2 separate regions of the Homo sapiens genome follow, and region 2 is linked to region 1. The links are chromatin contacts, found by Hi-C in ENCODE. All regions are on one chromosome and are shown on one strand. Each heading gives the region's core, a stretch centred on a gene start or an enhancer-like site at or near the end of the contact. The rest is flanking DNA. Distances are from core to core; before and after follow the strand shown. Region 1 has its middle 160 kb from the start of XPO1. Region 2 has its middle 50 kb from the start of B3GNT2.

Region 1 (4,059 bases), core at 1,506-4,005:
AGACTAGCTTGGGTAACATATCCAGACCCCTCTCTAGAAATTTTTTTTTTTTCAGAGGGAGTCTTGCTCTGTCTCCCAGGCTGAAGTGCAGTGGCGCAATCTCGGCTCACCGCAACCTCTACCTCCCGGGTTCAAGCGATTATCTTGCCTCAGCCTCCCCAGTAGCTGGGATTACAGGCGCGTGCCACCATGCCCAGCTGATTTTTTGTATTTTTAGTAGAGACGGGGTTTCACCGTGTTAGCCAGGATGGTCATGATCTCCTGACCTTGTGATCCGCCCGCCTCAGCCTCCCAAAGTGCTAGGATTACAGGCGTGAGCCATCGCGCCCGGCCTCATTTTTATTTTTGTTTTGTTTTGTTTTGAGACGGAGTCTGGCTCTGTCACCCAGGCTGGAGTGCAATGGCACGATCTGGGCTCACTACAAGTTCCGCCTCCTGGGTTCATCCATTCTCCTGCCTCAGCCTCCGGAGTAGCTGGGACTACAGGCGCCCGCCACCACGCCAGGCTAATTTTTTGTATTTTTAGTAGAGATGGCGTTTCACCGTGTTAGCGAGGATGATCTCGATCTCCTGACCTCGTGATCCACCCGCCTCGGCCTCCCAAAGTGCTGGGATTACAGGCATGAGCCACTGTGCCCGCCCAGAAAAAATTTTTTAAATTAGCCAGATGTGGTGCCGCACGCCTGTACACGCAGCTCCTTGGAAGGCTGAGGCGGGAAGATTGCTTGAGCCCTGGAGTTTGAGGCAGCAGGGAACTAAATGATACGGCCACTACTCTCCAGCCTGGGTGATACTACAAGACCTGTGGAAAGAGAAAGAAAGGGAGAAAAAGAAGAAAGATGAGAGAAAAAGAAACACAGAGAAAGAAAGAAAAAGGGAATTCTGTACCTCCTCGTTTCTTTTCTGTGTTGTCAATCAGCATTCTGTAGTCACTTAGTATCTACTTCATGGGCTGTCTTTTCTTTTCTTTTCTTTTCTTTTTTTTTTTGAGATGGAGTCTCGCTCTGTCACCCAGGCTGGAGTGCAGTGAAGCGATCTCGGCTCACTGCAAGCTCCGCCTCCCGGGTTCACGCCATTCTCCTGCCTCAGCCTCCCGAGTAGCTGGGACTACAGGCATGCGCCACCATGCCAAGCTAATTTTTGTATTTTTAGTAGAGACGGGGTTTCACCGTATTGGCCAGGATGGTCTCAATCTCCTGACCTCGCGATCCACCTGCTTCTGCCTCCCAAAGTACTGTGATTACAGACGTGAGCCACCGCGCCCGGCCAAGGGCTTTCTTTTCTTACACTCCTGTTGATGCTTCAAATGCCCCCTCAGATGGGCCTCACTCCGGGTTGAAACTGTTTGTTTGCTTGCTTGTATTTTTGTTTGTTTGAGACAGTCTCGCTTTTTTGCCCAGGCTGGAGTGCAATGGCTCGATCTTGGCTCACTGCAACCTCCGCCTCCTGGGTTCAAGCAATTCTCCCGCCTCAGCCTCCCCAGTAGCTGGGACTACAGGCACGCGCCACCACGCTCGGCTAATTTTTGTATTTTTAGTAGAGACGAGGTTTCACCATGTTGGCCAGCCTGGTCTTGAACTTCTGACCTCAAGTGATCTGCCCGCCTCGGCCTCCCGAAGTGCTGGGATTACAGACGCGAGCCACCGCGCCCGGCCAAAACTTTTTCTTAGGCTCCCATTCCCCATATCTCATGAAATTAGTCACCCCCTCACCTATTCTACCTTTGTGTCTACCATATGTTTTTGTTATTAAATGTATAATGCTGGAGTATAGTTACTTTTCTGTGTCATATATGTCTTTGTTTTCCCACCGTGTAGCACAGAAGTTGGCTGGTTAAACCGAATACATAAAAAGCAATTATATAGTTTTCTTTCTTTCCTCGAAAGGCTTACTCTCTTTAGTCCTTTAGACTAGCATTGGGGTAGGTGACACAATCAAGACTTAAGCTAAAGTGAAGGAATTCAGTGAAGAGGGTGTCACAAAACTAGAGAAATGGAATAGCCTCTCTGAAAAAAGAATCCTGTGCAGGGAGCCGCTGAGAGAGGACCCATGTCACATATGAGCAATTGGGAGGGAGGGAGAACCTTGTCTTCGCTTCCCAGGGTGTGCCATGTCCTGCTGCTCACAGGTTAGCCTGGCCGTACGTATTTCTCAGGGTCCAGTTTTCTACTTAAAGGAAAAAACAAAATACAAAAAAAAAAAAAAAAAAGGCAACTAACCCGTTAAGCTGGAAGAATATTTTTAGATAGCTGGGGCCTGGGAATACTTCTGTTACTTAACATGACCCCAGCCAGTGTGCATTTCATCCTGGATTGCCTCAGGGGTGGGAATCTTGGCTTAGGGTGGCACTGCGGAGGGGCAGCCCTGAAGACCCCCTACCCACACAGCGCAGACCCCCTGACTGCGCCCCCGCGTGGCAGCCAGCCTGAGGGCGGGGGGGCGAAACCAGGGTTTGCCCCGCCCCTTTCTCCCCTCCAAGTCGGCAGCGGCACTGGAAAGTGAAAATGAGAGTAGAAACCACCTGAGCACCCTCGCTCAGGCTGGCGACCCACACTGGTCATGTAGGCTGTGGGAGAGGAAGGGGAGCGCAGGTGGCTTGCAGGCAGGTGACCCTGTCAAGGGAAACCGGGAGGGGCTTCCTCTGGCCGCGGCCCCGCCCCACCCCGCCTCCCTTGGGCCCCGCCCCCACGAGTCTCCTCCCCCCACGAGGCCCCTCCCGGTTCCTACACCTCGGCCCCGCCCTGCGCTTTCGCCTCCGAGGCCACGCCCCCTAGGACCTGGCCAAGCCCCGCACTGAGGCTCCACAAGGCTTCGGCCTGTACGGCCACTTCCTCTTCCTCCTGCCTCTCCTCCTTTTTGGGGGACAGGGCCGCGCCGTGCCGCTGGCCCACAGACCTCGTGGATGCCGCATAGAATGGCCTGAAGCAAACACGGGGTTTTTCCCATAAGGGCCCCATCCAGGTCCGGGGGTTGGGTCACCTCTCCTGTACGTCTCTGCTGTGAGACCTTTTGCGGGGCGCGGACCCTGAAGATCCCTTTGGGTTTCTTCCTCCTTGCTCACCGGCCGGACCCAAGTGATGAGAAGGGGAGTAGGGAGATAAATTGTGGAAAGAAAAGAATGCTGCTGAATTACGGAGTGCCTAACTGAAGAAAAATCAGGGAGCAAGGACATGAGGGGGCAGTAAAATTTTTGAGGAAGATTCGTTGTCAGAAAATAGAAATGGCTAGAATCACCATCAAAGTGTCAGTCATTTCAAACTGCCTTTTAATTACAGTCCCCAGGATGCCTGGTAATTACAGTAGACATCTGACCTAATACTCGCAGACAAAGTTCAGATGGAAATATTTAGAGAAATGCAGGCACAAAGCAGGAAATTGGGGTATTGGTGTTTTCAGAGTTCTCTTTGGGTATCTCTTTGGGTATTGGGGGGGAAAAGCTCCAATGAAATATATCAGACATGATTTAAAAAATGACATGAAGCCACTGTCTGGTTTTCCTCAGGCCCGACATTGGGCAGCATTCACAGCAAGTATTCATTGGCTGGTGGAAGCCCTTGTGATCAAAATGAAGTCAGATGATTTAGCACATACAGTTGTTTGCCTGTGTTCTCCAAAACTGAAGAGCATTGCATTCACATTTCTTGTAGGGAGTGTAAAGGAAACAAACCACTCACCTGCTGCAAGTGCTTAGCATTGTGCTAGAATAATTACAGAAGCTATCTCAGGCTGGGCATGGTGGTGCACGCCTGTAATCCCAGCTACTTGGGAGGCTGAGACGGGAGGATCGCTTGAGCCCAGGAGAGATCACAACACTGCACTCCAGCCTGGGTGACAGGGTGAGACTGTCCAAAAAAAGGAAAAGAATAATTCAGCAGTAGTTGGTTACAGAGTGAAAAGTACTCCCACTTGATTTTTATTTTATTATCCTGGACTCGATTTTATTATCAAGTGGGATTTTTACCAGGGCTTTCAGAAGTTAAGGTAATTTGCCCAAGGTCACATGATTAGTAAATTATCAGTTTAGGATTGAACTCAGGTCACCTGTCTCCCCCAAATCAT
Region 2 (4,524 bases), core at 1,199-3,698, 450 kb before region 1:
TAAAAGAAAAACAAAAACGCTCAATCTCACCAATGATTGGGAAAAATGCAAAAATGAGTTTTGACTCATCATACTGGCAAAAATTATGGTATTACCAAGCACTGACAAGGATAATGGGAAATACAGTCATCGTTGCTTAATGACGGGGATACATCCTGAGCAGTGCATCATTAGGCAATTTCATCATTGTGTGAACATCACAGAGTACTTACACAAACCTAGACAGTACAGCCTACTTACATGGTAGAGTTTATGGGCTACAAACCTGTACAGCATGTTGCTGTACTGAATACTGTAGACAACTGTAACACAATGGTATTTGTCTGTCTAAACACAGAAAAGATACAGTAAAAATACGGTGTAAAAGATAAAAAATGGTATACCTGTCTAGGGTATTTATCTGAATGGAGCTTGCAAGACTGGAAGTTTCTCTAGGTGAGTCAGTGTGTGAGATGTCAGTGAATGTGAAGGCCTAGGACATTACTGTACCCTACTGTAGACTTTACACTATACACTTATGCTACACTAAATTAAAAAATTTTTCTTCAATAAATTTAACCTTAGTTCACTGTAATTAACTTTTTGGCTCTCTTTTAATAACACTTATCTGAAAACACAAACACACTGTACAGCTGTATAAAAATATTTTCTTTATAGTCTCATTCTGTAAGCTTTTTTCCTATTAAAATTTTTAAAAATTTATTTACTTTTTAATTTTTTCTTGTCAAAAACCAGGACACAAATACACATTAGCCTAGGTGTACACAGGGTCGGGATCATCAATATCACTGTCTTCCACCTCTACATCTTGTCCCACTGGACGGTCTCCAGGGGCAATACGCGCATAGAGCTGTCATCTCCTATGATAACACTGCCTTCTTCTGGAATCCCTCCTGAAGGACCTGCCTGAGGTTGTTTTACAGTTAACTTTTTTTTTTTTTAGAAACTGATGTTTATTTTCCATCAACCATTTTTCCATGTTGCTTAAGAGCCTATGCAAGAACAGCTTAAGACCAGTCAGTGGTTGCTCCTACCCATTCAGTGGCCTGAGCAGTGGGAGCTGCAGACCAGTCTTCCGTGGCAGGCTGAGCGCTCCCGTCTTCAGTAGGGAATAGGCACAGAGGGCACCTGTACACCTTCAGACCAGTCTGCAACCTCAGGCTGAGTAACAGTGAACTCAGGAGCTGGAGCAGTCCATTCACCCTGAAATTCCTCCTTGGTCACTGCCTTTTCAGCAGCAGCCTGCTCTTCTCTTTCAATCTCTTCAGGATCTCTGTAGAAGTACAGATCAGGCATGACCTCCCATGGGTGTTCACAGGAAATGGTGCCACGCATGCGCAGAACTTCCCGAGCCAGCATCCACCACATCAAACCCACTGAGTGAGCTCCCTTGTTGTTGCATGGGATGGCAATGTCCACATAGTGCAGAGGAGAATCTGTGTTACACAGCGCAATGGTAGGTAGGTTAACATAAGATGCCTCCATGAGAGGCTGGTGGTCAGCCCTGGGGTCAGTAACCACAAGAAGCCGTGGCTCCCGGAAGGCTGCCTGGATCTGGTTAGCGAAGGTTCCAGGAGTGAAGCGGCCAGCAATTGGAGTGGCTCCAGTGGCAGCAGCAAACTTTAGCACGGCCCTCTGGCCAGTATTCCTGGAGGATATAACACTGACATCAGCAGGGTTTTCAATGGCAACAATAGCACGAGCTGCCAGCAGAAGCTTCTCCCAGGTCCTCTTCAGATTTATGATATAGATGCCATCACTTTTCCTTTTATAGATGTACTGTTCCATCTGGAAGTCAAGATTGGTGCCACCTAAGTGAGTTCCTGCTGCAAGGAACTTAAGGACATCCTCCTCCTTCATTTGCAGGACATCAAGGGCTCCGGACATTGTGAAAGTTTCCCTTTAAGTTACGATGGGAATCCAGAACAACGCCGTATGGACCCCTCTGCAGGTAGCGTGGAAAGGACTTTTTTTTTTTTTTAATAAGTAGAGAGTATACTTAAAAGATAAAAAGCACAGTATAGTAAGTACATAAACCAGTAACACACTTATTATCAAGTATTATGTATTGCACATAATTGTGTTATATTTTTATATGACTGGCAGTGCAGTAGTTTATTTATACCAGCATCACCACAAACACATAAATAATGTGCTATGACACTAGTGATGGGAATTTTTCAGCTCCATTATAATCTTATGGGACCATTGTCACACATGTCATCTGTCATTGACTGAAACATCGTTACGCGGAGCATGACTGTAGATATTCTCATACACTGCTTGTGAAAGTATACATTGGTTGGGCTACTTTAGAGGGCTATTTGCCAATATTTATATGCATTCTGAGTTTGAGAGATTCTGAGAACTATGCTGGAGCCACTTCATACCAGCTAACAGAGCTGATTGTGCATTCATGTCTCATTAGTAGTTTGAAATCGGCCATGGTGGAAGAATTCACACCATGGAAATTGGCAAATGCTACAAATCAGCCCCACTTCCTCTTTTTGGAAGACTGGTTGTTAAACATTTATTAGTACTCTAAAGTCTATTTGACAGTGTCTACAATAAAAAAAAGAAAGAAAGAAAGAAAAAGCACATAACCCATGATACAGTATTCCTGTTTTCTAAGATATATTTGTACATGTAAACAGGGATGCATGTTCAAGGATGTTCACAGCAGCATTATTTGCAATGGAAAATTGAAGACAACCTAAAAACCCACTCATTGATAGTGTAAACCAAAAAGCATCTGAGACAGGTCTCAATTGATTAAGACGTTTACTTTGCCAAGGTTAAGGACCGTGGCCCATGCTGCAGCCTCAGGAGGTCCTGAGAACATGTGCCCAAGATGGTGGGATTGCGGCTTGGTTTTAGGGAGACAGAAGTTATGGGCAAAGACATAAATCAATACATGGAAGGTATACATTGGTTTTGGCCTGGAATAGGGGGACATCTCAAAGTGGGAGTTGGGGGCTGTTTCTAGGTCACAGGTGGATTGAGAGATTTCCTGACTGGCAGTTGGTTCAAAGAGTTAAGCTCTGAGTGAAGAGTTGAAGTCAGCTTGAGTTATGGTAAGGGGGGAATGTTTTGGAAGCCAAGGTTTTTGTCATGTAGGTGAAACCTCCAAAGAACAAGCTTCAGAGATAATAGATGTGACAGTCTCTTATCTGACCTAAAAGGTGTCAAACTCTGTGGAAAAACCTAGTAGAGGAAGGAGATTCTCTAAAAAAATGCAAATTTCCCCCACAAGGGACAGCTTTGCAGGGCCATTCAAAGTATGTCGAAGAAATATATTTTGGGGTAAAATATTCTGATCTCCTTCCGGGCCTGCTGTCTGTCATGAGATGTTACATCAGAGTCAGGTTGGAATTTGATCTTATTGCTACAAAGAGTCTGTTTTGTCGGTCTTAAAATCTCTGTTTTAATGTTAATGCTGGTCAGTTGGGTCTAAACTCCAAAAAGAGAAGGGTATATAATGAGACCTTCCCCCTCTCTTCCTGTCATGGCCTGAACTTCTAACCACCCCTCTTCCTGTCATGGCCTGAACTTTTTCAGGTTTTTTTTGGGATCCCCTTGGCTGAGGGGGTACATTCAGTTGGTTGGGGAGATTAGAATTTTGTTTTTGGTTTATAATAGGAAACTCAAAAACAAAAACCTCCAGCCTATTCTAAATGGAACACTATGCAGCAGTTAAAATTAATAAACTAAATTTATATAAACTGTTGGGAGAAAAAACTTCTCTACCAATTTAGGTCCAATTGGTCGGTGGCCTGTGAATCAACTGACAATACACAGATTAACAGGAGAAAAACGTACTACATATGCGAAGGTACCCTAAAGAGAGTAGCTCCCAGAATAGCTGGGGGGGAAAAAATCACACAGCCATAAAAGAGAATAAAATCGTATCCTTTGCAGCGACATGGATGCAGCTGGAGGCCATTATCCTAAGCAAATTAATGCAAGAACAGAAAACCAAATACCACATGTTACAAGTGGGAGCTAAACTGTGGATTCTTATAGACATAAAGACGGCAATAATAGCTACTAGGGACTACTGGGGTTGAAAGACTAACTACTGGGTACTATGTTCACTACCCGGGTGACAGAATCATTCATATGCCAAATGTCAGCATCACACAATATACCTAAAGTATCAAACATGCACATGGACCCCTAAATCTATGAACACAATTAATGGCTAAACTTCTAGGTGCAAAACTAGGGATGGCATTTGGGCTGTAAAGAATGGCACAGGCTGTGGTTACCCCAGTAACCACTTTCTTCCAGGACTCACTCAAGGCAATAGGGACTTGCTTGGTCTTGCCCCTTCTGTTATGGTTCCAGGGGTGGTTGCCCAAAGGTGATGCAAGTTGATTCTCCCAGGGATGGGTCCCCAGTGAGAGCTCTCAAGCTATTCAGGGACCTTCAGAGCCAAATTCCCCTAGCATTTTGTTCAACTCTTCCCCATGTGTACAGGGACAAGGAAGGGTTTTGCATTATCCTTTCCCATTTGTTGAAATT

Evidence for each region. A loop is a pair of places that touch in the nucleus more often than their neighbours do. Pooled maps may share reads with other maps.
Region 2: a loop to region 1 is called in a pooled map, with 3 times the contacts of the local background. The contact joins two enhancer-like sites. A Hi-C loop is called at or near these places in 3 of 37 single-sample maps with no recorded cell type and 3 of 50 pooled maps.

Annotation. Positions count from the first base shown.
Region 1 is chr2:61,693,432-61,697,490 of GRCh38, reverse strand. No RefSeq gene overlaps it. Among named protein-coding and RNA genes, the nearest start is that of XPO1, 160 kb to the right of the region's middle. RefSeq lists enhancers at 1,012-1,627, 2,900-3,029 and a silencer at 2,600-2,759. Within about 2 kb of position 2,755, at least 29 of the 41 ENCODE cell types and tissues checked have a DNase peak (open chromatin) inside an H3K27ac peak, as active enhancers do.
Region 2 is chr2:62,143,740-62,148,263 of GRCh38, reverse strand. It overlaps the pseudogene RPSAP26. Among named protein-coding and RNA genes, the nearest start is that of B3GNT2, 50 kb to the left of the region's middle. Within about 2 kb of position 2,448, at least 3 of the 41 ENCODE cell types and tissues checked have a DNase peak (open chromatin) inside an H3K27ac peak, as active enhancers do.